Linked DNA regions of Homo sapiens: region 1 is linked to region 2. Evidence: chromatin loops called from intact Hi-C (ENCODE). Cell type or tissue: endothelial cell of umbilical vein. All regions are shown on one strand. Each heading gives the region's core, and the rest is flanking DNA. Links, peaks and the distances in the headings are about the cores only. Region 1 has its middle 16 kb from the start of SPINK2. Region 2 holds the start of CRACD (capping protein inhibiting regulator of actin dynamics).

Region 1 (15,605 bases), core at 1,824-9,823, 790 kb after region 2:
CTAAAAACAAACAAACAAAAAGGCAGAAGTCTGAGGCACAAGAATCACTTGAACCGACCGGTGAGATAGAGATTGCAGTAAGCCGACATAGCACCACTGCACTCCAGCCTGGGCAACAGCAAGACACCATCTCAAACAAAAAAAAAAAAAAAAAGAGAGAGAGAGAGAGAAAGAAAAGAAAGAAATTGTAGACCAGGGAACATATTTTGTCTAGAATATATAAAGAGATCTTAAAACCCAAGAGTAAAAAAAAAAAAAAATATGATTAGAAAGTGGGCAAAAAGATATGAATAGACATTTCACTGGAGAGGATATACAGGTGGCAAATGAACATAACATTGTAAGCCATTAGGGCAATGCAAAATAAAAACTGCAATAACACTACACACCTGTCAGAATGACTAAAATAAAAAACAGTGGTAACATCAAATGCTGGCAAGGATGTGGAAAAAGTGGATTACTCATTGTTCATGGAAATGTGAAATAGTACACCTACTCTGGCTGAGCACAGTGGCTCACGCCTGTAATCCCAGCACTTTGGGAGGCTGAGGAGGGTGAATCATTTGAGGTCAGAAGTACAAGACCAGCTTGGTCAACACGGTAAAACCCCATCTCTACTAAAAATACAAAAATTAGCTGGGCATGATGGCGTGCACCTGTAATCCTAGCTACTCAGGAGGCTGAGATAGGAGAATCACTTGAACCCAGGAGGCGGAAGTTGCTGTGAACTGAGATCGCACCACCGTACTCCAGCCTGGGAGACAGAATGAGACTCCATATCAAAAATATAAATAAATAAATAGGCTGGGCGCGGTGGCTCATGCCTGTAATCCCAGCACTTTCAGGGGCCGAAGTGGGCAGATCACCTGAGGTCAGGAGTTCGAGACCAGCCTGGCCAACATGGCGAAATCCTGTCTCTACTAAAAATAGAAAAACAAAATTAGACGGGCGTGGTGGCATGCGCCTGTAATCTCAGCTACTCAGGAGGCTGAGGCAGGAGAATCGCTTGAAACCAGGAGGTGGAGGTTCCATTGAGCCGAGATCGAGCCACTGCGCTCCAGCCTGGGCGACAGAGCAAGACTGCATCTCAAAAAATAAATAAAATAAAATAGTACGGGTGCTCTGGAATAGAGTTTGGCAGCTTCTTAACAATCTAAGTGGCTGGGCGCAGTGGCCCACGCCTGTAATCCCCATACTTTGAGAGGCTGAGGCAGGTGGATCACCTGAGGTCGGACTTCGAGACCAGCCTGGCCAACATGACAAAACTCCATCTCTGCTAAAAATACAAAAATTAGCTGGTCTTGGTGGCGGGTGCCTGTAATCCCAGCTACTCAGAAGGCTGAGGCAGGGAGAATCCCTTGAACCTGCGAGGCAGAGGTTGTGGTGAGCCGAGATTGCGCCATTGCACTCCAGCCTGGGCAACGGAGCGAGATTCTGCCTCAAAAAAAAAAAAAAAAAAAAAATCTAAGCATACAAATACCATGTGACTCAGTAATTGCATTATTGGGCATTTATCCCACAGAAAAGAAAACTTGGGGCCAGGGGTGGGGGCTCATGCCTGTGATCCTAGCACTTTGGGAGACCAAGTCAGGTGGATCACTTGAGGTCAGGAGTTCGAGACTATCCTGACCAACATGGTGAAACCCCCATCTCTACTAAAAATACAAAAATTAGCCAAGTGTGGTGGTACATGCCTGCAGTCTCAGCTACTCGGGAAGCTGAGGCAGGATAATCGCTTGCACCCAGGAGACAGAGGTTGCAGTGAGCCAACATTGTGCCACAGCACTCCAGCCTGAGTGACAGAGTGAGACTCCATCTCAAAAAAAAAAAAAAAAAAAAAAAAAATCTATCAATTGATCAAAGCAGGCCAGACGCGGTGGCTGTTTCTTATTTTTATTTTTGAGATGGAGTCTCTCTCTGTGACCTAGGCTGGAGTGCAGTTGTGCAATCTCATCTCACTGCAACCTCCGCCTCCTGGGTTCAAGTGATTCTCCTGCCTCAGCCTCCCAAGTAGGCGGGATTACAGGCGTGTGCCACCAGGCCAGGCTAATTTTTGTATTTTCAGTAGAGACAGGGTTTTGCCATGTTGGCCAGGCTGGTCTCGAATTACTGACCTCAGGTGATCCACCCGCTTCAGCCTCCCAAAGTGCTGGGATTAGAGGTGTGAGCTACCAAGACCAGCCCTTTATTTAAAAAAAAAAAAAAAAAGGAAAAATTAAGCAAACTCTGGGTTTTTTAAATTCTGTTCTGTATCTTCACTGGGTTGGTGGTCACAGGAATCTTCAAATGCGGATACAATTGCATAGAATTAAATATACACACAAACACACACAAATGAACATTGGTAAAATTGGTGAAATCTAATTAAAGTTAGTAGACTGTATTGTCAGTTTCCGGTTTTCTACATTATAGTTACGCAAGATATTACTATGCTATTTTCTAACAACTACGTGCAAGTCTACCATCATCTCAAAATATAAAGCTTAATAAAAGTGAAGCTCTGAAAAGTATCTATAGAATCTGAATAGTAAAGGGACATAATTCTTTTTTTCTTTTTTTTTTTGAGACAGAGTCTCGCTCTGTCCACAGGCTGGAGTGAAGTGGTGTGATCTTGGCTAACTGCAATCTCTGCCTTTCGGGTTCAAGTTATTCTCCTGCCTCAGCCTCCCAAGTAGCTGGGACTACAGGTGCACACCACCATGCCCAGCTAATTTTTGTATTTTTAGTAGAGATGGGATTTTACCATGTTGGCCAGGATGGTCTCGATCTCTTGACCTCATGATCCACCTGTGTTGGCCTCCCAATGTGCTGGGATTACAGGCGTGAGCCACCGCGCCCGGCCTTCGTTTTTTTGGGTTTTGTTGTTGTTGTTGTTGTTTTGATATGGAGTCTCGCTCTGTTCCCCAGGCTGGAGTGCAGTGGCACAATCTCGGCTCACTGCAACCTCCACTTCCCGGGTTCAAGCAATTCTCATCATGCCTCCGCCTCCCGAATAGGTGAGACTATAGGCCTGTGCCACCACACCTGGCTAATTTTTGTATTTTTAGTAAAGATGAGGTTTCACCATGTTGGCTTGACCTCAAGTGATTCCCCTTCCTTGGCCTCCCAAAGGGCTGGAATTATAGGCATGAGCCAGTGTGCCCGGCCATAAAGGTATATAATTCAAAATATTCTGAGCATACAGATTCTCTTTTCCTTCTTTAACATCATCATGATTTAAATGAACCTGAGTAATTAATGCTGATCTAGTAAATCGTAGTGGCCTTAAGTCTAAGTATTGAGAATAGGTAATTTTAGCCGGGTGCGGTGGCTCAGGCCTGTAATCCCAGCACTTTGGGAGGCCGTAGGCAGTTAGGATCACCTGAGGTCAGAAGTTTGAGACCAGCCTGACTAACATGGAGAAATCCCATCTCTACTAAAAAAAAAATACAAAATTAGCCGGGCGTGGTGGCGCATGCCTGTAATCCCAGCTACTCAGGAGGCTAAGGCGGGAGAATTGCTTGAACCTGGGAGGAGGCAGAGATTGCAATGAGCTGAGATCTGGCCATTATTGCACTCCAGCATGGGCAACAAGAGCGAAACTCCTTCTCAAAAAAAAAAAAAAAAAAAAAAAAAAAGAATAGGTAATTTTATTATATTCTACAATGAAGGGCAATTTAAACATAATGTAATTTAATGTTTAGACATTTGTGAAACTTTCAACTAAAAGATTCCCAAGTTTCTATGAGAAAAATTAAAACAACTTTTGTCAGAGTAGGCAGTAGGCATCCCAATTATTTTACAAAATATGCTCACCATAAACAAAACAATTATATGACTTAGAATTACATGTTAATATAACCGTTCTTGCCCTGCTTTCTACAAGGTATTGTGAAATTATGTGTTCTGGGTATTTTTGACTTGTATGTGCTTCTGATTAGCTGGAAAACAGCTAGGAAAATACAGTGGTCAAAACATAGAATTTGGCTGGGTGTTCTAATCCCAGCACTTTGGGAGGCGGAGATGGGAGGATCGCTTGAGGCCAGGATTTGAGACTAACCTGGGCAACATTGTGAGAGTCCCATCTCTACAAAAAATTAAAAGACAAGCCTAATTCAATATGGTTTTCCTTACCATTCAGCTCTGTGATGTAGATAGAAACTTTACCCCTGAAGCTAACATAATTCAAATTCAATTGTGGATCAAGTTGGCAACCCAACATGTATGCTCCATATTGCCTCTGGCACCAAGTTTAAACATTTAAGAAAAATTATCCGGCCAGGCGCAGTGGCTCAAGCCTGTAATCCCAGCACTTAGGGAGGTCAACGTGGGTGGATCATGAGGTCAGGAGATCGAGACTATTCTGGCTAACACAGTGAAACCCCATCTCTACTAAAAATACAAAAAAATTAGCCGGGCGTGGTGGTGGGCACCTGTAGTCCCAGCTACTCGGGAGGCTGAGGCAGGAGAATTGCTTGAAACCACCGGAAGGCAGAAGTTGCAGTGAGCCAAGATCACGTTACTGCACTCCAGCCTGGGTGACAGAGACAGACTCCATCTCAAAAAAAAAAAAAAGAAAAATTATCCTAATGTGTCCTCCAAATATGTCCTTTTTTTTTTTTTTTGAGACAGAGTTTCGCTCTTGTTGCACAGGCTGGAGTGCAGTGACATGATCTTGGCTCACTGCAACCTCCGCCTTCCGGTGGTTTCAAGCAATTCTCCTGCCTCAGCCTCCTGAGTAGCTGGAACTACAGGCACATACCACCACGCCCAGCTAATTTTTTGTATTTTTATTAGAGATAGGGTTTCACCATGTTGGTCAGGATGGTCTCGATCTCTCGACCTTGTGATCCGCTCGCCTCGGCCTCCCAAAGTGCTGGAATTACAGGCGTGAGCCACCGCGCCCGGCCCAAATATGTCCTTTCAAAGTCATACTAGAGTACTGTCTAAAAGGCCGGCATGGAAGTTGTCTGATTGTAGAGGAAGTCATTTCATTTCATTTATTTACCATTGATAGGGTCCGGAGTCTGTAAAGTTAGATGTTAGCTTATGGAAAATAAGTGGCAAATGATTTTGTTGGGTAGAAAAGATATCTCCAGGCCAGGTGCGGTGTCTCACGCCTGTAATCCCAGCACTTTGGTAGGCCGAGGCGGGTAGATCACTTGAGGTGGATCACTTCAGGAGTTTGAGACCAGCCTGGCCAGCAGGGTGAAACCCAGTCTCTACTAAAAATACAAAAATTAGCCAGGCTTGGTGGCACATGCCTGTAATCCCAGCTACTGGGGAGACTGAGGCAGGAGAATTGCTTGAATCCAGGAGGTGGAGATTGCAGTGAGCCAAGAGCGCGCCATTGCACTCCAGCATGAACGAAGAAGCGAGACTCTTGTTTAAAAAAAGAAAGAAAGAAAAGATATCTCCAAAGGTTGCCATTTCATTGCTCTGTGAATATTAAGCAGTGTTATATTTCATATTGCAGTCTTATCCCAGCATTCTTTTTCCCACTGACTATATATTTACCAGTCTCCCCTATCTTTCTTCTTTTGCCGGTTCCCTGATGATTAGTTAAATAAGAAGGGTAAATAAGAGGCTAGCTTGCCTAGCAGATAGAGAAAGGGGTATTTCTGACTTGGGAAGATCAGCATGTGCAAAGGCGAGCGTGACTCCTTTAGAGAATTCCAAGAGACTCCATGTGGCTAAAGCAGTTCTTCTCAAACTTTGATGTCCATATGAATCACTCAGATTCAGTGAGTCTAGGGCGAGGCCCAGAATTCCACCTGTCTACAAGCTCCCAGGTTAAGCTGCTGCTGCTTGTCTTTGGACCATACTTTGAGTAAAAAGGGGGTAGGGTTAAAGCACTTCCAAAGATGTGCACATCCAAAAATGAAGATGGGGCCAGGCACATTAGCTCATGCCTGTAATCCCAGCACTTTGAGAGGCCGAGGCGGGCAGATCACTTGAGTCCAGGAGTTTGAGACCAGCCTGGCCAATATAGTGAAATCCTGTTTCTACTAAAAATACAAAAAGTTAACCAGGCATATTAGTACAAACCTGTAGTCCCAGCTACTCAGGAGGTGGAGGCAGGAGAATCGATTGAATCCAGGAGGCAGAGGTTGCAGTAAGCCGAGATCACGCCATTGCACTCCAGCCTGGGCAACAGAGTAAGACTCTGTCTCAAAAGCAAAAATAAAAAACAAAGATGTGCACATCCAAAGATGAAGATGGAAACTGAGGGAGAGGGGTATGGAACAGGCTCTATACTAAGAATAATCATTTTTCACAATCCACATCAAACAAAAATATTTCTAAGCTCAAGCAGGTAGTTCATGCATTTGAAATCATACAAAAACTCCAACCACATTTCAATATAGTCACAAAAACAAGACCAGTTAAGTCATTTCCTAAAAATGTACGTTCTCCAGCAGCTAGTAGAGCTAAGCTGGTTTTGGCGATGTCTACTGCCATCTAGTGGAAATGGATTGACATAACTAGTGCATCATTTAGTGGTAAAGCTTTCAAATTAAAGTTTTCAAAGTACTCTCATTTTATCTCCACAGTAACCTGTGAAATAGACATTGTTATTCAGTTTGTTTTAACTTATTAAAAAATTTAAGGCAGGGCACAGTGGCTCACGCCTGTAATCCCAGCACTTTGGGAGGGGAATTCGAGACCAGCCTGATCAACATGGCGATACCCTGTCTCTACTAAAAACACAAAATTACCCGGGCGTGGTGGCATATGCCTGTAGTCCCAGCTACTCGGGAGGCTGAGGCAGGAGAATCGCTTGAACCCGGAAGGTGGAGATTGCGGTGAGCCGAGATCGTGCCATTGCACTGCAGCCTGGGCAATAAGATCGAAACTCTGTCTCAAAAAATAATAATAATAAAAAAATAAAAATAAAAAAACTTTCAGGCCGGGCGCGGTGGCTCGCGCCTGTAATCGCAGCAATTTGGGAGGCTGAGGCAGGCAGATCACTTGACCTCAGGAATTCAAGACCGGCCTGGCCAACATGGTGAAACTGCTTCTCTACTAAAAATATAAAAATTAGCCAGGTGTGGTGGCGCAAACCTGTGGAGGCGCAAGCCTCAGCTACTCTGGAGGCTGAGGTGGGAGAATGGCTTGAACCTGGGAAGGTGGAGGTTGCAGTGAGTCAAAATTGTGCCACTGCACTCCAGCCTGGGCGAAAGAGCGAGACTCCATCTCAAAATAATTAAATAAATAAGGCCGGGCATGGTGGCTCACTCCTGTAATCCCAGCTCTTTGGGAGGCTGAGGCGGGCAGATCACTTGATGTCAGGAGTTCAAGACCAGCCTGGCCAACATGGCAAAACCCCATCTCTATTAAAAATACAAAAATTGGGCCAGGCGCAGTGGCTCACACTTGTAATCCCAGCACTTTGGGAGGCTGAGGCAGGTGGATCACTTGAGGTCGGGAGTTCAAGACTAGCCTGACCAACATGGAGAAAACCCCATCCCTACTAAAAATACAAAAATTAGCCGGGCATGGTGGTGCATGCCTGTAATCCCAGCTACTTGGGAGGCTGAGGCAGGAGAATCGCTTGAACCCAGGAGATGGAGGTTGCGGTGACCCAAGATCGTGCCATTGCACTCCAGCCTGGGCAATAAGAGCGAGACTCCATCTCAAAAAAAAAAAAAAAAAAAGAAATTAACTGAGCATCATGTCAGGTGCTTGTAATCCCAGCTACTCAGGAGGCTGAGGCAGGAGAATTGCTTGGACCTGGGAGGCGGAGGTTGCAGTGGGCTGAGAACACGACACTGCGTTCCAGCCTGGGTGACAGAGCAGGACTCTGTCTCAAAAAAAAAAAAACCTTCGTATTAGGCCAGGCGTGGTGACTTATACTTGTAATCCCAGCATTTTACGAGGCCAAGGCAGGAGGATGCTTGAGGCCAGGAGTTTGAGACCAGCGTGGGCAATATAGCATGACCCTGTTTCTACAAAAAAAAAATTTTTTTTTTTAATTAGCTGGGTGGAGTGTCTGTAGTCTAGCTACTCAGGAGGTTGAGGCAGGAGGATCACTTGAACCCAGGAAGAACATTAGCCTGGGCAACGTAGCAAGACCCTATCTTACAAAAAAACTTTTTTTGACTGAGTGGGGTGGCTCACCCCTGTAATCTCAGCACTTTGGGAGGCCCAGGCAAGCAGATCACTTGAGGTCAGGAGTTCAAGACCAGCCTGGCCAACATGGTGAAACCCCATCTCTAGTAAAAATACAAAAAGTTAGCTGGGCGTGGTGACACATGCCTGTGATCCCAGCTACTCAGGAAGCTAAAGCAGAGAATTGCTGGAACCTGGGAGGCAGAGGCTGCAGTGAGCCGAGATCATGCCACTGCACTCCAGCCTGGGAGACAGAGCAAGACTCCATCTCAAAAAAAAAAAAAAAAAAAATTAACGCTTCATATTATCAAGCACTTATTATAAGCACTGTACATGAATGATCTAATTTATTCTCCATTACAATCTAATATGGTAAGTATTATCTGGTTTATTATTCCCACTTACAGATAAGAAGCCAAGACTTAGAGAATTTTAAGAAGAATGTTGAAAGTCCAGCAGCTAGTAAAGTGGGAGCATCAGGGTCAAAGTAGGGGATCCTACAAGGCATGTATCGTTAACATAAGTTATAACCAACATCACAAAATGTGTCAGACATTCTCCTAAGCAGTTTGTTTATAGGTATCAGCTAATTTAATCTTCACAAAACCTGAACCAGGCAAGGTGGCTCATGCCTATAATCCGAGCACTTTGGAAAGCAGAGGTGGGCGGATCACTTGAGGTCAGAAGTTCAAGACCAGCCTGGCCAATGTGGCAAAACCTCATCTCTGGCTGGGTGCGGTGGCTCACGCCTGTAATCCCAGCACTTTGGGAGGCCAAGGCGGGCGGATCACGACGTCAGGAGATCGAGACCATCCTGGCTAACATGGTGAAACCCCGTCTCTACTAAAAATACAAAAAAATTAGCTGGGTGTGGTGGCAGGCACCTGTAGTCCCAGCTACTCGGGAGGCTGAGGCAGGAGAACGGCGTCAACTCGGGAGGTGGAGCTTGCAGTGAGCTGAGATCGTGCCACTGCACTCCAGCCTGGGTGACAGAGCGAGACTGTCTCAAAAAAAAAAAAAAAACCTCATCTCTACTAAAAAGACAAGAAATTAGCTGGGCGTGGTAGCACCTGTCTGTGGTCCCAGCTACTCTGGAGGCTGAGGATCACCCGAACCCGGGAATTTGAGGCTGCAGCGAGCCATGATCGCGCCACTGCATCCAGGCTGGGTGACGGGAATGAGACCGTCTCAAAAAACAAAACCAAAACCAAAAAGGTATGAAGTATGTATAATTATTATTCCCATTTTATAGATCAAGAAACCAAGAGGAGTTAAGCAAGATATTCAAGGTCACCAACTAGTGAAAAGCATAGCCAGAACTGGAATCCAGGAAGTTTAATTCTAGGGCATATGTTCTCAACCAGTAAGCAATTTTTTAAAAAGTTATTATAACTTGGGCCAGGCGCGGTGGCTCATGCCTGTAATCCCAGTGTTTTGGGAGGCCAAGGTGGAAGGACTTTAAGACCAGCCTGGGCAACATAGTGAGACCCCCATCTCTATAAAAAATATGTATTTTTAAATAGCTGGACATGGTAGCACATGCCTGTAGTCCTAGCACTTTGGGAGGCTGAAGCAGGCAGATCACTTGAGCTTGGGAGTTCAAGACCAGCCTGAGCAACATGGCAAAACCATGTCTCTAAAAAAAACAAACAAACAAACAAAAAAAAACCCAGGCGTGGTGGCTCACGCCTGTAATCCCAGCACTTTGGGAGGCCTAGGCGGGTGGATCACTTGAAGTCAGGAGTTTGAGACCATCCTGGCCAACATGGTGAAACCCCGTCTCTACTAAAACTACAAAAATTAGCTGGGCATGGTGGTGAGCACTTGTAATCCCAGCTGCTCAGGGGGCTGAGGCAGAAGAATCAATTGAACCCAGGAGGCGGAGGTTGCAGTGAGCCAAGATTGCACCACTGAACTCTAGCCTGGATAACAGAGCTGGACTCTGTCGCAAAAAAAAAAAAAAAAAAAAAAAGCAAAAATGCAGATTCTGATGCAGAAAGCCTGAGGTAGGGCCTAAGATTCTGCATTTCTATAAGGCTCTCAGTGAGGACAGTGCTGCTGGCCAAGGTGGATCACACTTTGAGGAGCAAAGTTCTGGCAAGGGGAGGGAGGGGAGAGGAGCAACATTAGAACTGTTAAAAGAAAAATTCTAGACAAATTAAATTTAACAGAGGGTAATTGAACAAAGAATGATTCCTTAAAAATATATATATATTTTTAGAGACTGGTCTCTGTTGCGCAGGCTGGAGTGCAGTGGCTCAATCATAGCTCACCACAGCCTCAAACTTCTGGGCTCAAGGGACCCTCCTGAGTAGCTAGAACCACATGACACATGCCATGATGCCTAGCTTTTATTCATTTATTTCTTTTCTTTTCTTTCTTTCTTTTTTTTTTGGAAACATAGTTTTGCTCTTGTTGCCCAGGCTGGAGTGCAATGGCCTAATCTTGGCTCACTGCAACCTCTGCCTCCCGGGTTCAGACGATTCTCCTGCCTCAGCCTCCTGAGTAACTGGGATTACAGGCATGCGCCACCACACCTGGCTAATTTTGTACTTTTAGTAGAGATAGGGTTTCCCCATGTTGGTCAGGCTGATCTCGAACTCCCGACCTCAGATGATCCACCCCCCTTGGCCTCCCAAAGTGCTGGGATTACAGGCGTGAGCCACCGCACCGGCTATTTATTTATTTTCATAGAGACAGGCTGTTGCTGTGTTGCCCAGGCTGATCTCGAACTCCTGGCCTCAAGCCATCCTCCTGCCTAAGCCTCCCAAAGTGCTGAGATTACCGATGTGAGTCACCATGCCCAGCCTAAAGAACAGTTCCTGAATCGGGTGGCTCTGGGAACAAGCAGAGCTTCAAGAGCTCCACTCTGTAACAGCTTGATTGGTTACAGCTCAGTATTGAGACATGGTCTGATCAGTTGGTAGCCTGTGACTGACTGAAGCTCAGCTGCTGTGCTTGGCTGACACTCAGCTATTTGTTATTAAACAAAACTTCTATATTAGGCTCTCAGTTTACCTGCTGAAGTTAGGTTGCAGTTCTTTCAGTAGGAACTCAAGGTATGGAGGCAGCCTCTGGCCAAACTTAGTTTAATTTACTAGGACCCTTAGTAACGCCTATGTTATTGGGGTAGGAGGGGAATAAAAGGAGGCTCTGAAGGAGCCTGAGGGTGACAGGGGACTTGGCCTGAAAATGTCCTTGGAGAACCAGGACAGCGTGTTGTCAGAAAAGATACTATAGAAGCATTTCTTTCTTTCTGTCTTTTTTTTTTTTTTTTTTTTTTGAGCTGGAGTCTCACTTTGTCGCCCAGGCTGTAGTGCAGTGGTGCGATCTTGGCCCACTGCAGCCTCCACCTCCCAGGTTGAAGTGATTCTCCTGCCTCCGCCTCTGAGTAGCTGGGATTACAGGCGTGTGCCACCAAGTCCAGCTAAATTTTGTATTTTTAGTAGAGACAGGGTTTCGCCATTTTGGCCAGGCCGATCTCGAATTCCTGACCTCAAGTGAATCGTCCCGCTCGGCCTCCCAAAGTGCTGGGATTACAGACGTGAGCCAACGCACCCGGCCTATAGAAGCATTTCAAGGCAAAATAGTCAAAAGCAATACAAGCTAAGTGATGGTAAGGGGCCCTGCTGGTTTCTCAATTAAGAGGCAACTACAAAAAAAAAAAAAAGAAAGAAAAGAAAAGGCTACTGATCAATGTAGTAAATGTGGTTTCTGTGAATAATAGAAGCTGAAAGATTTTGTGATGTTGGGGTGTAGGGAGTGAATAGGGGAAGTAGAGCTAATCTCTTTTTCTAGAAAGAGAAAGAACAGTAGCTAAGGTGGATGGCAGGGGCAAATGAGAGAAAGACAGTGGGGCAGGGATGGCTTATGGGGAAGCTTGTTTGGTTTGGTTTTGCAGGTGTGACACCAGAAGCTATGGAGTTATGCAGAAAGGGAAAGGCATGAGGGAGAAATTGACCCAGAGAATGTGGGTGGCTTCTCCTCTCCTAAATAGACCATCATGTTTACTGAATGTCTGCAGTGTGGCAGCTCCAGGAATAAATAGGACACATCCTTGAGCTTCAAAGTCTTGATACTGAGGGAGCTTTGTGCCTTTTCTGTGAAACTTTGAGAGACGGCAGTAAAATGGGCGTGGGGTTCACGATGAACAATCTTTTCTACATGAGGCCCAATTCAAGAAAGATACACATGTTTCTGGTAACCAGTTTTCCTCACAATTGAGTTGAAACATTCTTTATTTCTCCATCACTGGAGAGTTCAATTTTTAACCTAAAATTCCAAAACAGCACCATACTGTTAGAATAGGTAGTTAGGCAGATGTAGGCAGGACAGGAGAGGAGTCCCCCCACCTAGGAATGTCAGGCCATGGTCAGACGACTGTCAGGTGATGGTCAGGCAGCTGTTAAACTGTGTCTCTAAAATAATAATTGGGCCAGGAGCTGTGGCTCAAGCCTATAATCCCAGCAATTTGGTAGGCCGAGGTGGGCAGATCACCTGAGGTCAGCAGTTCAAGACCAGCCTGGCCAACATGGTGAAACCCCATCTCTACAAAAATACAAAAATTAGCTAGGCATGATGGCGGGCACCTGTAATCCCAGCTACTCAGGAGGCTGAGGCAGGAGAATCATTTGAACCCTGTAGACGAAGGTTGCAGTGAGCCCAGATTGTACCATTGCACTCCAGCCTGGGCGACAGAGCAAGACTCCATCTAAAAAATAATAAAATAAAATAAAATAAAAATTGGTTACAGCAGGCACCAGGGAAAGGCAGTCTCCCAACAGATAGAAAACACCTGACGCTGGTCATCCACAGCTTCCCGATAAGATCTCAGGAGTTGGGGGAGTGGGCTCAAGCGTGTGCACTAAGAGGCAAAATGGCAGAGTTTAACTGGTATATGACCTTCCTCCAGGAACACTCAACTGGTAAGGGAAGAATGCCTCAAATGAGCATGCGCATAACTTCAGTAACCACACTGCGCACGCGGCCCCTCCCAAGTATCCGCAGGCCACTGCGCGAGGACAGCCCACACCGAAGGAGGAATCAGGGTAGAAGAAATGCACACCCCAGAACCATGCCAATGTATAAACCTCAAGCCAAGGTCAGTTGGAGCACTTGGATCTCTCAAGTTGCTTGGTTGGCCCTCTTCCAAGTGTAGTTTACTTCCGTTTGTTCTTGCTCTGAAGCTTTTTAATAAACTTTAACTCCTGCTCTAAAGCTTGCCTCAGTCTGTCACTCTGCCTTATGCCCCTTGGCTGAACTATTTCCTCCGAGGAGGCAAGAATGGAGTTCTTCTGACCCCTGGGAATCGCCGCTGCTGACATTATCAGTAGCACCCCCTGCAGTACGAAGCAACAACACTGGGTCTCTAGAGCAATGTTGAGTGAGACAGGCCACATGGGGTTATTGAAGGGGATAAAACATGGGGTTAGGTTAGAGATTTGGTGCTGAAGGACTGGGCAAGGTGGCCCATGCCTGTAATCCCAGCATTTTGGGAAGCCAAGGCAGAAGGATCACTTGAATCCAGGAGTTTGAGACCAGCCTGGGCAACATAGCAAAACATCATCTTTACAAAAAAATTAAAAAAAAAAAAAAAAAAATTGGCCGAGCGCAGCCCACGCCTGTAATCTCAGCACTTCAGGAGGCCAAGGCAGGTGGATCATCTGAGGTCAGGAGTTTGAGACCAGCCTGGCCAATATGGTGAAACCCTGTCTCTACTAAAAATACAAAAATTAGTTGGGCATAATGGCGGATGCCTGTAATCCCAGCTACTCGGGAGGCTTTGGCAGGAGAAATGCTTGAACCCGGGAAGCGGAGTTTGCAGTAAGCCAAGACGGTGCCATTGCACTCCAGCCTGGGCGACAAGAGCAAAACTCCATCTCAAAAAAGAAAAAGAAAAAGAAATTAGCCAGGCATGCTACATTACTATGTACATGCTACAGGCATTAGTGCATGCCTGTAGTCCCAGGTACTCAGGAGGCAGAGGTGGGAGGATCATTTGATTCTGGGAAGTTGAGGCTACAGTGAGCCACGATTGTGTCACTGCACTCCAACCTGCGTGACAGAGCGAAACCCTGTCTAAAAAAAAAAAAAAAAAGAGATTTGGCATTGCGATGCAGTCACAGACCAGGGACAACGGCAAAAATTCCAGCCCTTTGGAAAAATTCGACATCTGATGTCAACTGGAGGCAGAGGCTGCTATCTTAGTGGTAGCGAGTGGGTTACAGAGTAAAGTGTAGTGTGCAGGGCCTAAATAAGAGGGTGAGGGCCATGGTGCAAAAGCCTTCCAGAAACCTCCATCCGCCCCTAGCTTCTCTCAGCCTAAACAAGGATAAAAGAGAATTCAAGTATTCAGACCCCACCCAGCCCATCCTTCTGAATAGACTCTGCAGTCCATTAAGTTGCTCTGCAGATTTCCAGAGGAGTTGAAGTTCGATCCTCCCCCAATTCTGCAACCCAAATCAGCCCCCTAGGGGTTTATGTAACTATTGTTTCTGGTTTTCATTCATATGCAAATGTTCAAAACCTGACCATCACAGAACTGCCCCCAGGGAGCAAACAAGCTTTAGATGCATCATAAAGGTGCTCATTTTCCTTCCAGCTTGAAAGTGCCTACAGGTTTCCAGAATCAGACAATTGGAGATTCAGGGATGCCTCTAGCAACTTGGCTTTAGAGGAGCTCAATGCCTCTAGCCCTGGGCCAATGCCTCCTCTGCTGTGCTCTCTGGGGCCTTCTCTGTCCTCTGCCCCTCTCCATCCCCTCGGCATTCAGAGCCCTCTTAAAGCAGTTGGGCCCAAATAAAGGAAGAACAATTGCAGTTCTTTCCTTCAAGGATAAGTGCTTATATAGGCAGTGATGTATGATGCATGGTTCAGGATTGGCTCTACAGATAGTGAGTTTCAGGCTGCAATAAGCCATGATTGCGCCACTGCACACCAGCCGGAGCCACAGAAGGAGACCCTGTCTCTAAACAAACAAAACAAAACAATTTGAGGTTTTCCCAGGTGGGCAGAGGCCAGGAATTTTGTCCAGGCTTTTGTCTGTCTATTTTGCCTGCCTGGGATGCCCTCCCTCATTTATCTTCCAGAAAGCCTTTCTAGGACCCCTGAGTCTGGGTTAGTTTTCCATGGTACTTGGAGAACACCCCAAAGATATCACCTACTGTATAGTAATGTAGTTCCTTGGGCATAGAACTGTTCCATTTTATTCATCTTGGAATTCGAGTGCCTTTCAAAAGTTCCAGGCACTCAGTAGGCCCTCATAAATGTTTTCTTTTTTTTGAGATGGAGTCTCGCTCTGTCACCACGCTGGAGTGCAGTGGCGCGATCTCAGCTCACTGCAACCTCCGACTCCCTCTGAAGCGATTCTCCTGCCTCAGCCTCCCGAGTAGCTGGGATTACAGGTGCCCGCCACCATGCCCGGCTAATTTTTCTATTTTTAGTAGAGACAGGGTTTCACCATGTTGGCCAGGATGGTCTCCATCTCCTGACATTGTGATCCGCCCACCTCGGCC
Region 2 (16,738 bases), core at 5,012-13,011:
ATGCCTGGTTAATTTTTTACATATTTTTATTGAGATGAGGTCTCGTTATGTTGCCCAGGCTGGTCTCAAACTCCTGGCCTCAAGTGATTCTCCCACCTCAGGCTCCCAAAGTGCTGGGATTACAGGTGTGAGCTGCACCTGGCCTGAGACTGAGGCTTCTGACTTGCCAACCAACAGGACATCATCTATATGGAAAAAAATTTAAATCAGAGGGTAGAGGCACTCATGATCACATGCTGGCTACAAATGGCAGGGAGTTTGTCTCACTAGCACATCTCTGCTTTATCTCTTCCCTGCTCGGGAAACCCTCTCTGGCACTTACGGGATGTGAAATATAACACATCAATTCCTACTATATGTTCAGATGTACAAGCAACAACAGTACAATGAATTAATCCAAAAGGTCCTCCCCATAAGGTCACATTAGCTCCCTTACCCCACCTCAAACCCTACCCACATCCCATGAGTTAAATCTGAGTACCACTGGACACGGTAGGATGGCAACTTGGTTGCCTGAATCCAAAAGAGCCAGAGAAATGTGAGTCTCTCCCCTCCTTGAAGTACCTCAGTATATTCATACGGTGTGTATGCCCTCCTTGGGTACAGGGAGACATAGACCCAATCATTTGGTTCCTTAAAGTAGCAGGACTTTCCTAAACTCAGGAATGAGAAGGAGGGAGAGATTTTCTGGCGCAGTGGGAGAAGGTAGCTCCTCCCTGGTAAGCAAAGCTTTGTGTTTACTTTTTTTTTGAGACAAGGTCTCACTCTGTCTCCCAGGCTGGAATGCAGTGAGTGGTGTGATCTTGGCTCACTGCAACCCCAACCTCCCAGGCTCAAGCGATCGTCCCATCTCGGGCTCCCAAGTAGTTGGGGCTACAGATGCATGCTACCACACCCAGCTAATTTGTGTATTATTATTATTATTATTATTATTTGAAGAGATGGGGTTTTGCCCTGTTGCCCAGGATGGTCTCGAATTCCAGGGCTCAAGGGATCCACTCACCTCGGCCTCTCAAAGTGTTTGGATTACAGGTGTGAGCCACCATGTCCAGCTTGTGTTTACTTTTAATTTCAAGTGGCTGGCAATGGTTAATGGTCCAGACTCAACCAAACAAACCCCAAATTTCATATCCTTACTGTTGTCACCATTTATTTCCACTTTGGAAACCCCTTGACACAGCCATATTGTCTTTTGACTGGAGCCACAGGGCTTGCCACCCATTGTCATGATAACATCCCCTCCTTACCCTGTCTGAGGAGGACAGCACCATGAGGCAGCTTGTTTCAATCCTTCCTCTCATTGCTCAACCTCTAAATATTCATTAACAGGTAGGACAGTCGGGGATTCCTATTTCTTCCCCCTCACCCAACGCTTGGGCAATAGCACTCACTACCAGATCCTGCACAATCTTCCCACATCCCCTGACCTTATCCTTTCTCTTCTCAGTAGCAAGTGCTCTGTCAGCAGCCTATCCTTGTTGCCCAAATGGTAAAGAACTATCTGAGATTCTACCCTGCTTGCAAACTAGCAAGGTAGTTTCCTGAATGCACAGTTTCCTGAATGCTAGCAGAAGACACAAGATTTCTGCGTCAGAGACAAAGTTCCTTGCTACTGCACAGCAGGTAGCATGAGTTTTGCACCAGTTCCTCATGTCCCCAGATCCCACAGGGACAATACAAGTCAGCCTAGATGAATGCTGCCCATGTAATGAGTTTACATCACAAGCTAAAGAACTGGAACTTAGGAAAACTCAGCCTTCTTTCTACAAGGGGCTGCAGGCAAACCTGCCCCAACTTTACCCTGGGAGGAGACAGCAAACAAACCTTCTCCCTGCTTGGGGATGACATTATCTCTTTTTCCTAAAACTGTTTGCTGTACAAATATCCTGGAAAAGACAGTCTAGGAAAAACTGCCAGAGCCTTTGCTCAAAAGATATGCAGAAACAAGAGGATTAGCAAAGAAATTTTCCACCCAAAATGTTAAATTTTTTATTTTGGTAAAATATACATGAAATTTACCATTTTAACAATTTTTAAGTGACTATTCTGTGGCATTGAGTACATTCACAATATTATACAACTATCACCACTATCCATTGCCTGAACTATAATATTATTTTTAATGCACTACTGGTTTTTATTTTCTAGTACTTTACTGAGATTTTAAAATCTATGCTCAGAAGTGGGACTGACCTACAGTTTCCCGTTGAGTGCAAGCAGCATGGTCTGGCTTTGATGTCATAGTATCCTGGCTTCCAAGAACAAATGGTAAAACCTTCTCTTCCCATATTCTGGAATTCTTTGCATTACATGGAACTGGCTCATAAAATCACCTGGGTAGGTGTCTTTTTTAGAGGAAACTATCTGACTACCTTTTCAATTTCTTCTACAAATTAGATGTTCTCCCCCTCCTTAAGTCAGCCTGGTAATTAATTTTTTTTTGGAAAATCTTCTATCTTATCTACCTTTTTAAAAGGTCATCCATACCTTAGTTGTCTTTTTCTTGTGAGTTATTTCTTGTATCTCTTGACTGATAGATCAGAAATAAGTCACCTTTCTTCCCTTCCTTTCCTTTTCTTTCTTTCCTTTCTTCGTTCCTTTTCTTCCTTTCTTTTTCTTTCTCTCTTTCTTTCCTTCCCTCCCTCCTTTCCCTCCTTCCTTCCTTCCCTCCCTCCCTCCTTCCTTCCTTCCCTCCCTCCCTCCTTCCTTCCTTTCTTCTTCCATCCCTCCCTCCCTTCCTTCCTTCTCTCCTTTCTTCCCTTTCTCTCTCTCTCTCTCTCTCTCTCTTTCTTTCCCCTCCTCCTCCTCCCTCCCTCCCTTCCTCCCCCTTTCCCTCTTTCTTTCTTTTTTGGTCTTGCTATTGCCCAGACTGGAGTGCAGTGGCTTGATTATAGTTCCTGCAGCCTTGAACTTCGGGGCTCAAGTGATCCTCCCACCTCAGCCTCCCCAGTAGCTGGGACTACAGGTGTGTGCCGCCACACTTGGCTATTTTTTTTTTAATTTTTGGTAGAGACAGGGTCTCACTATGTTGCCCAGACTGGCCTCAAACTCCTGGGCTCAAGCAATCCTCCCTCCTCAACCTCCCAAAGTGTTGGGATTACAGGCATGAGCCACTGCACCTGGCCATGTTTTTTGTTTTGTTTTTTCCTAAGAATCAACTTTTAATTTTGTTGGTAAAATCTACTGTTTGATTTGTTTTCTATTTCATTAACTTCTGCTTTCATTCCTTCCTTACTTCTGCTTTCTTTTTCATTTGTTCACATTCTTGAGTTATATGTTCAGTTTATTTTTAATCTTGTTTTCTAATTTATGCATTAAAGGCTACAAAATTTCCTCTGAGAACCTCTTGGACTGTACTCCCACAGGATTTTTTTGGTCATTAGTTTTTGACATTACTTTCTAAGTAGATTCCAACTTCAGTTCTGGATAATTCTTTATTGGGGTCACCGTGTAACTTATCATCCAAATTGGGACACTTTGGAGAGCAAAATACAGTTTTGCATCACTTACCTACAGGAAACGTGTTGTTCTGAGAAATTTGCCATTAGGAGATTTCATCATGTGTGACCATCACAGAGTGTACTTACACAAACCTAGGTGGTGCCTACTACACACCTAGGGTAGGTATATGGTATAGCCTATTGCTCCTAGGTTACAAACCTATACAGCATATTACTGTACAGAATACTGTAGGCAATTATAATATAATGGTATTTGTGTATCTAAACATAGAAAAGACACAGTAAAAATACAGTATTGTAATCTTATGGGACCACTGTTTTATATACAGTTCTTCATTGGCTAAAATGTCATTTTGCAGTGCATGACAGTATATGTGTTATGTCAGGAAAATAAGTGCTAACTCAGGCTCTCCTAGGTGAACTGGAAAGTATATTCACCCTATTTTTAACAAAAAAAGTTATTTATTTAAAAGGAAGTTTTAAAGTTTTTAAGTAGATAGGATTTTGTTACAAATTTCTAATTTATTGAATTTCGATTAAGGAATGTGGCCTGTATGGATTTTGCTTTTTGAAATTTGTTATGTTTTGGCTTAAAACTTGCTTAACTTTTGTGATCATTCCAAAAACTTTTGTGCAAAATGCATATTTTTTGTTTGTTGGGTATGCACTTCTTATCTTTTCGTTTTGTTTTTTGTTTTTTGTTTTTTTTTTTTTTTGGAGACAGGATCCCGCTTGGTTGCCCAGGCTGAAGTGTGATCATAGCTCACTGCAGCCTCAAACTCCTGGGCTCATGGGATCCTCCCCCCTCAGTCTCTGGAGTAGCTGGGACTACAGAGCTAAAAGATATCAAGTTTGTGAATTCTCTGGATAACTATCTTTGTCTACTTGATAAGTTAATTCCAAGAAAAATTAAAATTCCTCTCATGGTGAGGGCAGAGTTGTTTGCTTTTCCTTTTATTTCAGTTTTTGCCTTAAATATAGTATGTTTCTTGACTTATGATGGGATTATGTCCTGGTACACCCATTGTAAGTTGAAAATATCCCTAAGTTGAAAATGCATTTAATACCTTTAGCCTACTAAACAATATAGCTTAGTGTAGCCTACCTTAAACATCCTCAGAACACTCATATGAGTTGGACAAAATCATCTAACACAAACCCATTTTATAATAAAGTGTTGGCTATCTCATGAAGTTTATTGAATACTATACTGAAAGTGAAAAACAGAATGGTTTCATAGCATCATAAAGTTGAAACAACATAAGCCAAATCATCCTAAGTTGGGAACTATCTGTAGTTTATTAAAGCAAGAATTTTATTAACTTTTTTTTACTATTTAAGGAATTTTAATTAAAGCAATAATTTTATTTTACTGTTCACCGTTTAAGGAATTTTAATTAAAGCAAGAATTTTATTTTTATTCATTTATTCTTCACTCTGTCAGTAATTTAAAAGTTCTGTTGTTAGATACATACATTTCAGGACTGTTACATATTTTTTGTTGGCTTGCACCTTTTAGCACTTATACTTTTTACCCTGAAATCTCTTTTATCAGACACTAATATTGCAACTTATGCTGTCATCTATTTTGTAACAACTTTGTTGAGATATAATTTACATGCCATAAAATTCACCCACTTAAATTACATGATTGGATGACTCAGTATATTTACAGAATTGTGCAGCTGTTATTGCAATTTTAGAACATTTTCATCATCACCAAAAGAAACCCCACACTGGCAGGGCGCAGTGGCACACGCCTGTAGTCCCAGCACTTTGGGAGGCCGAGGCGGGTGGATCACTTGAGACCAGGATTTCAAGACAAGCCTGGGCAACACAGAGAAACCCCATCTCTACAAAAAAATTAAAAAATTAGCTGGGTGTGGTGGCATGTGCCTGCAGTCCCAGATACTTGGAGGCTGAGGTGGGAGGATCACTTGAGCCCAGGAGGCAGAGGTTGTAATGAGCCAAGATGACACAACTGCACTCCAACCTGGATGACAGAGCAAGACTGCATCTCAAAAAAAAAAAAAAAAAGAAACCCTATACCCACCATATCCATTAACAGTCACTCTCCATTTTCCCCCAACTCCTCCTCCCTACAATCATAATCTACTGCTATCTCCATAAATTTGACTGTCTGGACATTGATACAAATGAAATCATATCACATGTGGTCTTTTGAGTCTGGTTTCTTTCACTTAGAATAATGTTTTCAAGGTTCATCCATGTTGCATGCAAGGTTCATACATGTAGCATATATCTATCAGTACTTCATTCCTTTCTATTGCAAAATAATATTCCACTGTATGGATATCCACATTTTGTTTAATACATTCATCAGTTGATGGACATTTGAGTTGTTACCACTTTTGGCCATTCTAAATAATGCTGTTATAAACACTCATGTATACGTTTTTGTGTGGATATGTTTTCATTTCTCTCGGGTATTTTTCTAGGAGTAGAATTGCTGGGTCATTGGTTATTCTACCATCAGAATATATGAAGTTTCCAATTTCTGTATGTCCTCACCAACCCTTGTGATTATCTGTCTTTTTTATTATGGCCACCCTAGGTGTGATTTTGATTTGCAGTTCCCCAATGGTTAATGATGTTAAGCATCTTTTCATTTGCTCATTGGTCATTTGTGTATTTTCATTGGAGAAATGTCCATTCAAATCCTTTGCCCATCATAAAATTGGGTTGTCTTTTTATTATTGAGTGTTATGAGTACTTTATGTATTCTGTATACAAGTCCCTTGTTAGATACATTGTATGATTTGTAAATGTATTGTCCAATTCCTTGCATCATAGTTTCACTCACTTGATGATATCATGTGTAACATAAAAGTTATAAATTTTGATATTGTTTATTTTTCTCTTGCATTGCTTGTGTTTTTGATGTCATATCTTAGAAATCATTGTCTAACCTAAGGACATGATTTATGCCTTTGTTTTCTTCTAAGAGTTTTATAGTTTTAGCTCTTACCTTTAGATCTATGATCCATTTGAGTTAACTATATAGAGAGATAGGGGTCCAAATTGATTATTTTGCATGTAGATTTGCAGTTGTCTCCATGTTTTCTTCTGTTAGTATTTGCCGATTATATTTTTCCATTACTTAATTTTCAGACACAATAATAATGGTAATTTAAAAGATATGGGAACTAGAACAGTTATTCCCATTTTACAAATTTAAGGAAATATCTGAAGTTAATTGAATTATCCAGTGGACTCATGCTGAGGGACAGAAAGTCATGGAAAGGGATGATACACAGACATGGTGGATTATAGAATGGAGAGGCTTTGGAAATCCTTGGTCTAACTCAGCGTTTCTTAACCTTAGCACTATTGTCATTTGGGGCTGGATAATTCTTGGTTGTGGGGGCTGTTCTGAGCATTGTAAGATTCTTAGCAGCATCTCTGGCTTCTACCCAGTAGATGCCCAGTAGCAGCACCTGCCATCCCCAGTGTAGACCACCAAAAATGTGCCCAAGACACTGCCAAATGTCTCCTACAGTGCAAGTATCCCTACAGCTGAAACTACTGGTCTAACTACGAAATTTATTTCCCACATATTTTCTATAACCTCTCACACAGCAGTTAAATGGTTAAGTGTTAAAAAAAATTCTAGATGTTCTGCATCTTTTTTTTTTTTTTTTTTTTTTTTTTTTTGTATTATGGCCTCTGAAAAATGTTTCCACTGGTAGGCAGTTAGCTATCGAAAACGTGGAATAGTAGACTGATACTTGGGGTTAGGGTGCCATGCAATCTTGTTATAGCCCTGGATATAGTTGCTATGAACCAATGTATTTGAAAAGTGAGGGAAAAAAACAGCACCTGTCAAAAGTGGTGCCTGATGGATTCCGATTTCTGAGGCCCATGAGACACTAAGTCTAGTTGTTAGAATGGTCCAATATGAGCATCATTTCTCCAGAACTCCGGCGATATTTTTTGGGTGTATATGAATTGGGGTGCCTTGTCCTACAAAGTGAAAAGATAGTAGACCTACGTTTGACTTATGAACATTTGAATTTTTATATGGACATTTGTTTGTGTTTTCATGTAGTTGGCAAGACTATAATATATATCAAGAACAAGATCTCAGCTATATGTTCTGCATAGATTTGATTTTTGGCTTCTGGGAACTTCTTTTTTTTTTTTTTTTTGAGATGGAGTTTCTCTCTTGTTGTCCAGGCTGGAGTGCAATGGCGCAATCTCAGCTCACTGCAACCTCCGCGTCCCGGGTTCAAGCGATTCTCCTGCCTCAGCTTCCCGAGTAGCTGGGATTACAGGGATGCGCCACTACGCCTGGCTAATTTTTGTATTTTTAGTAGAGACGGGGTTTCGCCAAGTTGGCCAGGCTGTTCTTGAACTCCCGATCTCAGGTGATCCGCCTGCCTCGGCCTCCCAAAGTGCTGGGATTACAGGCATGAGCCACCGCGCCCGGCCGGCTTCTGGGAACTTCTAACGCTACTAAACTCAAATCAAAAGAAATTTGCTCAACCCTTTCTAAAACTCTGCATTATTCTAATTTGGAATAAAGCAGACATAGTTTAGGATATGTGCACACTGAACTAAGTATCTATATTCACGAAAATACAAAGCCATATATTATACTGATATTTAACTTAAATGTTTATCTAGAATAAACCAGTTGGATAAGGTAACATGCACTAGATTCTCCCAGTCTCAAGGTTGCTCCTTTAAGTCATGCAGTGAAATTACTAGTCCTTGGCCAATAAGGTGAAACCTCGTCTCTACTAAAAATAAAAACAAAAATTAGCTGGGTGTGGTGGCGGGCGCCTGTAATCCCAGCTACTCAGAGGGAGACTGTGGCAAGAAAATCGCCTGAACCCGGGAGTTGGAGGTTGCAGTGAGCTGAGATCGCGCCACTGCACTCCAGCCTGGGCAACAAGAAACTCCGTCTCAAAAAAAAAAAAAAAAAAAAAAGAAAAGAAATTACTAGTCCTATTTTTGGCATTTGGGACATCTGGCTCAATACTGGGTATAATTTAGGGCTATCTTTCGTATTTTGCATCTTTTGTCTAGTCATTTTGCTTTAAAATTTCCTGTTTAATAATGATATTCAATTATTTTTAGCATCCTTGCATACATAGTAAACTAAAAAGATCACCAGAAACTGATTTCCAGTAGTTGCACTGGCATAGTCACAACAAAAAGTATGAAGGAAAAGTCTTGTTTTCTTCGTTAGCCCACAAAAGGAGAAGTCATTTTCCTTAAAGCATCAAAATCAATATTTAATTTCATTATGGCTGGGGACAATAATGCACATTGTCAATGTCACTCCGTTCGGATGTACAGGGACTCAGCAATGCAATTTCTAGCCTTTCTATTTCTAGGTGGCATTTTCCAACTTACTCAACTCTCAGGAGTCCCAGTGCCATTTATTGTGGTTGGGACTCTGCAGGGCGAAACTTCTCCTGGGCTCCCGGTATCTCCTATTAGAGAGACTGCTGCGGGTAACAGGGACCGAATTTGCAACCTGTGGGGTGGTGACTGATGGTCCAATGTTCTCGCCACACGCAGGATGAGCCTCGCTGTGAGCCCACCACTGTAACCTCAGACCCCACGAGTTCAGCACTCCCTCGAGTCAGGCTTTGCAGAAGCCGGGAGGGCACTGGTCAACCCCACGCCCCTCCTTGGGGCCCGCTCCTGGTTTCTGGGCACCCCTGGGGAGGGGAGCCATCTGGTGTGCGCCACTCCCGGAGGGCGCGAGAAGGAAGCCGGCGCCTCACGCTCAGCTGTCCCTGGGCGAAGCCGGGCGGGGCGGCGGCGCGGGTCCGAGCGCCCGAGGCGCCGGCGGAGCATGTGACCACGCCGCGCGGGGCCGGGCGCGCAGTGCCGCGCGGTGGCGGCAGTGGGGAGAGCAATGGAGGCCACGGCCGACTGAGAGGCGGGTGCGCTGCTGGTGCTGCTGCCGCGGCGGCTGCTGATGCGGAGGCTGCCGCGCGCAGTGCCGCCGAGTCCGCCGCCCGCCCGGGACCGCCGGTCGCCGGCCAGCCGCTCTGCCAGCCGGAGCGCCAGGCGGGGACCTCAGGTGAGCGCCTGCTCGGCCCGCGGCCGGAGCCAGACAATGGGGACAGGGGCGGGCTTCTCTCCTCCACTCGCGCCCCTCCGGGCCGGGCCCCCGCAGCGCCCCGGGACTCCAGGGGACCTGGCCCCGGGGGCGTGGGCTCGGCGCGGCGGGCGGTGGGCTTCGGGGCGGTGTCCCCATGTGGGAGGCGCGGACCCTCCCGGAGGAACCTGCGCGCGGCTTGCGCGCTTTGGATCCCCGCAGGGGAACCTGCCGCCGGGCTGCACCCCGGGAACTTGCGGAGAATATGGGACCTCGCCTGCCTTCTCCTCTTCCCGCGCCTCGCCATCCTGTCCCCAGGTCCCTGGCTCGGTCCCGACCGCGGCAAGGGCCAGAACCAGACCTCACCGTCCGGGATCGCGGACGCCGTCCGGGCTCAGCCCTCTCCCCACCGCCCCCGGAGCTGCATTGCTTTGTTTAACCTCTGCCAGACCGTTTCGCACAAACTCTTGTTGCCCCAATTCTGATGAGCCACCAGTTTGATAGCTGAGGCAAGACAAAGGTTTCCCCTGTTTACCAAGGGCCGGGGCCAGGAGACTGCGCGCTGCCCGTGGTGTAAAATCTGTTTTCTTTATCTTCGCCCGGGGCTTGTTGCGATGGTTTTCCTGGCACTATAACCGTCCTTTCTTGCAGAGCTCTGTAGTGGCGAGATTGGACCTCCTAACCCTACGGATACGGTGGGTGGGGTATGGCTTTTTTTTTTTCATGATTATCAGTAAACAGAAGCCGACTTTGAATTTTATAATATGTGTTCTTGAGTTAGAGACATCGTAATCATTTTCTGAATTCTGAATTTTAAGAGAATATATATTTCAAGACACATTGATTCAGTGGAGGGGGAGGGGGAAGAAAACCTAGTAAGTACGACCATGTGTTGTGAAATTTTAATATGGTTTTAGGAATAATGGCTGGGAAACTGATCTGGTGTAGGTGAGGGAGTGTGTGTGTGTGTGTGTGTGTGTGTGTGTGTGTGTGTGTGTATTGGGGGTGGTAAGTGGTGGTGGTGGAGAGGGAGTGGTTAGAATACAAAGGATAAGGCAGTTTTAGAAAAAGATTCTTAGTAAATATCCTGTGGCAAATTTTTGATTCATTAAGTTGTGAGTTAAATCAATGTTTCCTTTAAAAATCACCTATAGTAATTGTGGAATTATATAAAAAATGGCTCACAGTTCTTTGGCATTGTTTGTGACTCAGGAATCTGAATAAAACAGTCAGTTTTGAGTAATTTTTAAAAAGTCAACAAAGAGAAGACTCCTTCACTACTGTCTCCTTTATCCTTTGGGAAAAGGGAATCCTTGTTCAGTATATTCAAGAGAAAATTGCCTATATGAAAAAAAATTTCAAAGGCAGCTTTGAAAAAGAAACATTTTGAAAAATATAATATGGTTGCATTACAGATCACTTCAACTCAGAAGTGGGCAGGGAAAAAATCATGTTACTGGATCGCCCTTTCCACTGTTGATTATTTAAAATGCATTGTATTCAAAAGCTTAATTTTACAGTCATCTCTAACACATTGAGAAACTTTCACTCTAAAGACTTAGCAGTACTTACCGACCACTGAATTTGGAGGAGGAAGCTAACACCAACTTGACAATAGGCAATTGGTGTGAGAAACAAAAGCTAGCTCTTGGTAATAGTTCATAGTTCTTCATAAACTACAAAGCACTATAATAAATGTAAGTTATTATTATCGCTAGATGAGGAAGCTGTGTTTTACAGTTTTTCTCTTACCCAATTTCAGACCAATTAATTGGCATTAATTTGAAATTCTCCAGGGAAAGGGACAATCTTTTAGTCTTTTTTTGTGGTCTGTATTTCTGATCTGGCACACAGTAGGTGTTCAGTATGTAGTCATGGAAAGAAAGAATGAATAGGTGAAAAAAATACAAGTGGATAAAACGTGTACAGATGGAATTTGTTTACTTTTTATTCAACGAACATTTACTGAAGGCCTACTGTGTGCCAACAACTGTGTAGAGGTTTTCCACATACAGTTGATGAAAGCTTGGTGACCTCCTTTTTCAGTCATAGTTGATGTGTGTTTCTTCCAAGAATGGGGTCTCTTGGGTGGTTTTTTTCATCATTTTAAATCATCTCCTGTAACTGAGTGGCACAATAGAACATTTCACTTGTTGTATGTGCATATAGTTTCTCACAATGGCCTGTGGGGAGGCAGGGCAGATATTATCATTCCCGTTTTGTAGGTGAGGAAATCCAGACATGGCGAGATTAAATGACTTGCCAGCTCCTTGCCACTAAAGCAACAATGCCAGGGACAGAAGCTGGATCTCACGCCCAGAGCTTTCTCCCCTGAATCACACAACCTTCTCCAAGATACACTGTACCCCCAGAAAATCACGCTGGAATTAGACCCCATGAAAAAGTCTACCTTTTGGATAACTTTTACATAAAGAAAAGGTATATTTTACAACCTAGTACTTAGGGGAGTGGTTAAATACACAAGTTCTCGAGGCAGGTGATTGAATTTGAGCATTGGCTTTACTGGCTACTAGCTCTGCATCCTTGGCAGGTGATTTAATCTAAGCCTCAGTTTCCTCATCTGTAAAATGGGGGAAGTAATCCTATTTAGAACATTTTTGTGAGGATCAAATAAAATAATGTGGGCATAGCACAATGTTTAGTACAAACTAAGCACTCAGTGTCAGCTAATTTTTATTTTCATTATTTTAATGTAAAGCAATGGCTTTTAAACTTTTTAATTTTTTATTTTATTTTTATTTTTTTAAAGAGGTGAGGTCTCACTGTGTTGCCCAGGCTGGTCTCAAGCAATCCTCCTGCCTTGGCCTCCCAAAATACTAGGATTACAGGCATGAACCACTGCGCCCAGCCTAAACTTTTATTTTTGCACAGTAAGAGATGCATTTTACTTTGCCACCCAGTATACAGATACATTGTAAATATCTGTAATTAAAAAATTCATGAAGTAATGCTTAGACTTTGAATGTGCAATGCATTCTTATATTTTTTATTCTATTTTATTTAAAAAATGTTGGTTGAGATCGCTAAATGATTTCACATCCCATTAATGGGTCAGGAACTACGCTTTGAAAAGCACTAATGCTAAGGATAATCAGGTTAAGTGCATTTAAGAAAGCTGTTGTTGAATCTTTATTTCTTTTCTTCAAATGGTTTACAACATCAATTGGAGTTTGAATACTAAATTACATTTAAAAATAAGTTCTTAAACATTTCTTGGGAATTACCATCATTTATTGAATATTTCTCATGGTCACGTTACTGTGTGCTAAGTAGTCTATTTATATATGTTATCTAATTTAGTTCTCACAACAGCCCTGTAAGTAGGCCTTGTGTTTACATTTGATAATTGAAATTAAGACTCAGAGAGCTTTTTATTAACTTGCCCAAGGTCCTAAATTTAGAGAGGGATGAAGCAAAGATTCAAACTGAGTTCTCTCTGATCCCAAAGCCTGTCTGCCCTCTTAACCCCCATGGTTTTCTGATGTTCCCTCATAGTGATTTCTGAAGATGTTTCATTTCTTCCTTAACATAAATTTGAATGTCGATATTGAGAATTTACCCATTGTGGTACATCTTTTGTAGTTTCCTTTGAAATGACTCATTTCAAGTCAGTTTTCAACTTAGGGAAGTTAAGGAAGCATAACGTAATTCTTTCTGGCTTTAGCTGGTCTTTGATGTAAATATTTTGTAAGAGCTTCTCAGGTTTTTGTGATAGAGTCAATTAATTGGTCATTTTTATTGAGCATCCAAAGGTTTAATATATCTTCCTAAGAGACATGAAATAGCTGTGTAACTATAAAAAGACTTCATTACGAATGAATGTCGGCTTTTGTTAAGGCACAAAATGAAGCCTTACAAGCTACAAAAGAGTACTTCATAGTGTATTGATTGGTCTTAAAATCACAAGGTGCTAAAAGTATTTACTTTGTAAAGTACTTTAAGAAACCACCACCAAGTATCCTATTAGCGTTTTTTGTTTTTTGGTTTTTCAGTTCTTTACACGTTTCCTATGTGTATTTGTAGCAGTATTTTAATTTTAATATTTTGATATTTCTAGGACTTCCCTCTTTGAAACACATTGTCAGGAAGAATTAAGGCGTTTTTCAGGAAATATATTTTATAAATAATACTTAGAATACACAAATAGATGCTTTTATATAATAAAGGCAAATTTCACTTTTTTTTTACATTTATATCTTCTACATTAAAACACCTATGGTGTCTGGTTTGCATTATTGCTATTATATGTAGGAGTGTAACTCATAAATAACATGATTACCAGGTGCCTAAAAATGTATAAATATGCCACTGCTCTTGCATTATAGCTTTGGATACTCCTGTGTGCATGAGGCTTTAAACTTTTAACCATATATTTAAACAGTTTATTTGTTGAATTAAGGTTAGTGTTTTCAAAGCTGACAATTTAAAAATCTGAATTTGTGTAGATCATGATGATATGTTAGACAAAGAACAGTAGTTTCATGGTTTATTTATGTGGTTTGAGTAGCCATATATTTCTGTTCATCAGTCTTTTTAAATTAAGATTTGATGTAAACAAATATAGATATAATTGCATTTATTTTTGAACATCAGATTTCATCCTTAGGCTGGCCCTCAAAATATACTTTGCAGCTAATGAAATTGTGTAAAGTTGCAGCAAGCCTGTGTTTTATGCGTATTTATTAATTCTGTCTACTACTTGACCCTTAGTGGATTGTTACAGTTTTTGTGAGCATCAGGACATGGCCCACTTATTGGGTGGTCATTGTAATTTGTATGTTCAGGCAGATACAAAACTTGGCTACCTTTACATTTTGTGTCCTGTTTATTCTTTTATTCATTTATGTTTTTATTTATGTATTTCTAGGGTCTTGCTCTGTCACCCAGGCTGGAGTGCAGTGATGTAACCATGGCTCACTGCAGCCTCTACCTCCTGGGCTCAAGTGATCCTCCTAGCTCAGCCTCCTGAATAGCTGGGACCATAGGCGCATGCCACCACATCTGGTTAATTATTTTTTGTAGAGATGTGGTCTCTCTCTGTTTCCTAGGCTGGTCATGAACTCTTGGGCTCAAGTGATCTACCTGCCTTGCCTCAGCCTCCCAAAGTGCTGGGATTACAAGCGTGAGCCGCCACTCAGTGGCTCCTTTTTATCCTGATGTGAAAATTCATAGAGATAAGAACGAAATCAATTTAGATATTAATTTATTCTGGTGGCTTTAAGGCAGATGCATATGCATATTTTAGGTTTACATAGATGTATGATTTTCACACATATATGAGAAGTACCAGATTATAAACTCTTCTCTAAAGTAAAGAAATACATATTAAGTAACTTTGTGGAAATAAAAAAACTGAGTAACAACCCTGAAGAGATGTTTTTATAGTCACATGTTGTCAGCCTTATAGTCACATGTTATCAGACATATTTAAGAAGCCAAATAGAACAACCATATGTAAAAGCTTTTATATGTGAAAAAGTGATACCATTTAAAATGTCAGAAATGGAAACATAAATATTTCAGTCAGATTTTTAAAGTCTTCACCAGGTCTTTCAGATGTTTCCAGTGTTTTTCAAGTGGCGTACTTAGGGGATTGAGAAGAAATGTCGAAAAACTTGCTTTTGAAACTGGTACTGTATTCAATATGAATTGAGGAAAAGACACAGAAGCTGCATCCCTGAAACACTTTAAAAAATATTTAAATCAGAAGTAAATTTAGCCCACTAGAAACGGTTGTTAGAATAGAGTTTAAGAGCAGGTAGCAGCTGCTAAGAGGAATTAGAAAAAGGAAGGACAAGTTGCTAAAAAGGCATTTTGTTTTTACCAGGGAAGGTAAGAACGATCTTATCTGGAGGCTCACTGGCCTCACCCCACTCACCTGGGGAGGGATTGGCTGGCAAGAAGGAAGATAAGGAGACAGGGAGCGGGAAACAGGTTGTCTGAAAACTTGATTATTATTTAAATCTAGGATAAGCCGGATTCAAGGAATAATCAGCGAAAATTCTTGTATATAATTGTTAACCCCTTGTTAACAATGGGCTGTTTCCTCACTTGGGAGAAATAAAAAGGAGAGGCCATAGTCCCAAGATCACCATTTGTGAAAGAGGAAACATTACTCCAAACCCCATTGCCAATACCATTTATGGTCTCGGGTGGGGGCCACAGCTCATGTTCTTAGGGAAGATTGTGACAGATCCAGCAGGGCTGTTAAGACACTGCTGGTGAATTCCAGGCTGCCCTAAATGATTGCAGTCAGGATTTTTCTTCATTTTGAAAAGTTTTTAATACATTTAGAATGACTTTCTCTCCACCAGAGTGTCACTGTGACAGAGGCAGTGGGCTTTCCTGCTTTATTTACGATGCACCTGGCCATGCAAGTTTGTGATGGGTTAACTGTCTTCTAGAGTTAATGAGGTCAGGGTCACAGGTTCAATTCTTGGGAAGACCAGTTAGCTTTGCTTTGTTCTGTGAGCGCATATTGTACTCTTAACCCAGGCCAGCCATCTGGTGAAGGCAGATCATTGATCACAAAGGCATTAATAAGCAAGACAGTGTGGGAGCAGCAGCATGAATCTTTCTCATGGATGTTGAGTAATTAGAGAAACAATTCCAAAAGCCTGTGCACATTTGTATTATTTTTATAGCATTATCTTAATAGATAGAAGATAACATGGTTATCAAATATTTTTCTTTGCCATTTCTGTTGAACTTTCATCTGAACAGTTGTCTTTTCAAGTTATGATTTTTGAGATGTCTCATTCATTCAGTAGTTATACTTTGTTCTGAGTATTCTTAATCTCCCTGGAGGTTTGTAGGACAGTGACTGTGGCAGTGAGAACAGTCATGCTAAAAGCAGTAGATCAAACCACCTAGTTGTTTACAGATCGAATTCCACTGAGTTTAAAAAGTTTAAAAAAAGCAAAACACCATTTTGAATGAGGGTAAACAGACTAAGAAATTTAGGAAAATGCTTTATACTTCTTCTAAGTAGACCTTGATCTGAAAATCTGTCATTCCCTTTATTAAAATAACTTCTAGTGTTAAGAGAAATATCAGAGATCATCTAGGCCTGTGCTGCCCTATACGGTCCTGCTGGTCCCATGTGGCTAGTCCGAATGGAGATGTGCTATCAATTTAAAATTCATACTAGGGCCAGTGCTATGGCTCACACCTGTAA

Evidence for each region. A loop is a pair of places that touch in the nucleus more often than their neighbours do. Peaks named below come from ENCODE experiments on the same cell type or tissue, not always from the same donor. Only the 100,000 strongest peaks of a DNase experiment are listed, where the experiment ranks them.
Region 1: a loop joins it to region 2, with 4 times the contacts of the local background. A loop is called at or near these places in 2 of 110 quality-filtered maps.

The regions. Positions count from the first base shown.
Region 1 is chr4:56,830,394-56,845,998 of GRCh38, forward strand. No RefSeq gene overlaps it. Among named protein-coding and RNA genes, the nearest start is that of SPINK2, 16 kb to the left of the region's middle. RefSeq lists enhancers at 14,274-14,779, 14,780-15,285. In endothelial cell of umbilical vein, for the core only: a CTCF peak has its summit at 6,425 (motif pointing left); a DNase peak (open chromatin) is centred at 6,418.
Region 2 is chr4:56,039,778-56,056,515 of GRCh38, forward strand. CRACD (capping protein inhibiting regulator of actin dynamics) reads left to right here and starts at 9,321. Exons shown (of 11, transcript NM_001393381.1): 1 at 9,321-9,522. RefSeq lists a silencer at 9,047-9,686 and enhancers at 9,217-9,892, 13,646-16,738. In endothelial cell of umbilical vein, for the core only: a CTCF peak has its summit at 9,321; DNase peaks (open chromatin) are centred at 9,344 and 10,164; H3K4me3 peaks cover 1,846 bases; H3K27ac peaks cover 795 bases; H3K27me3 peaks cover 289 bases.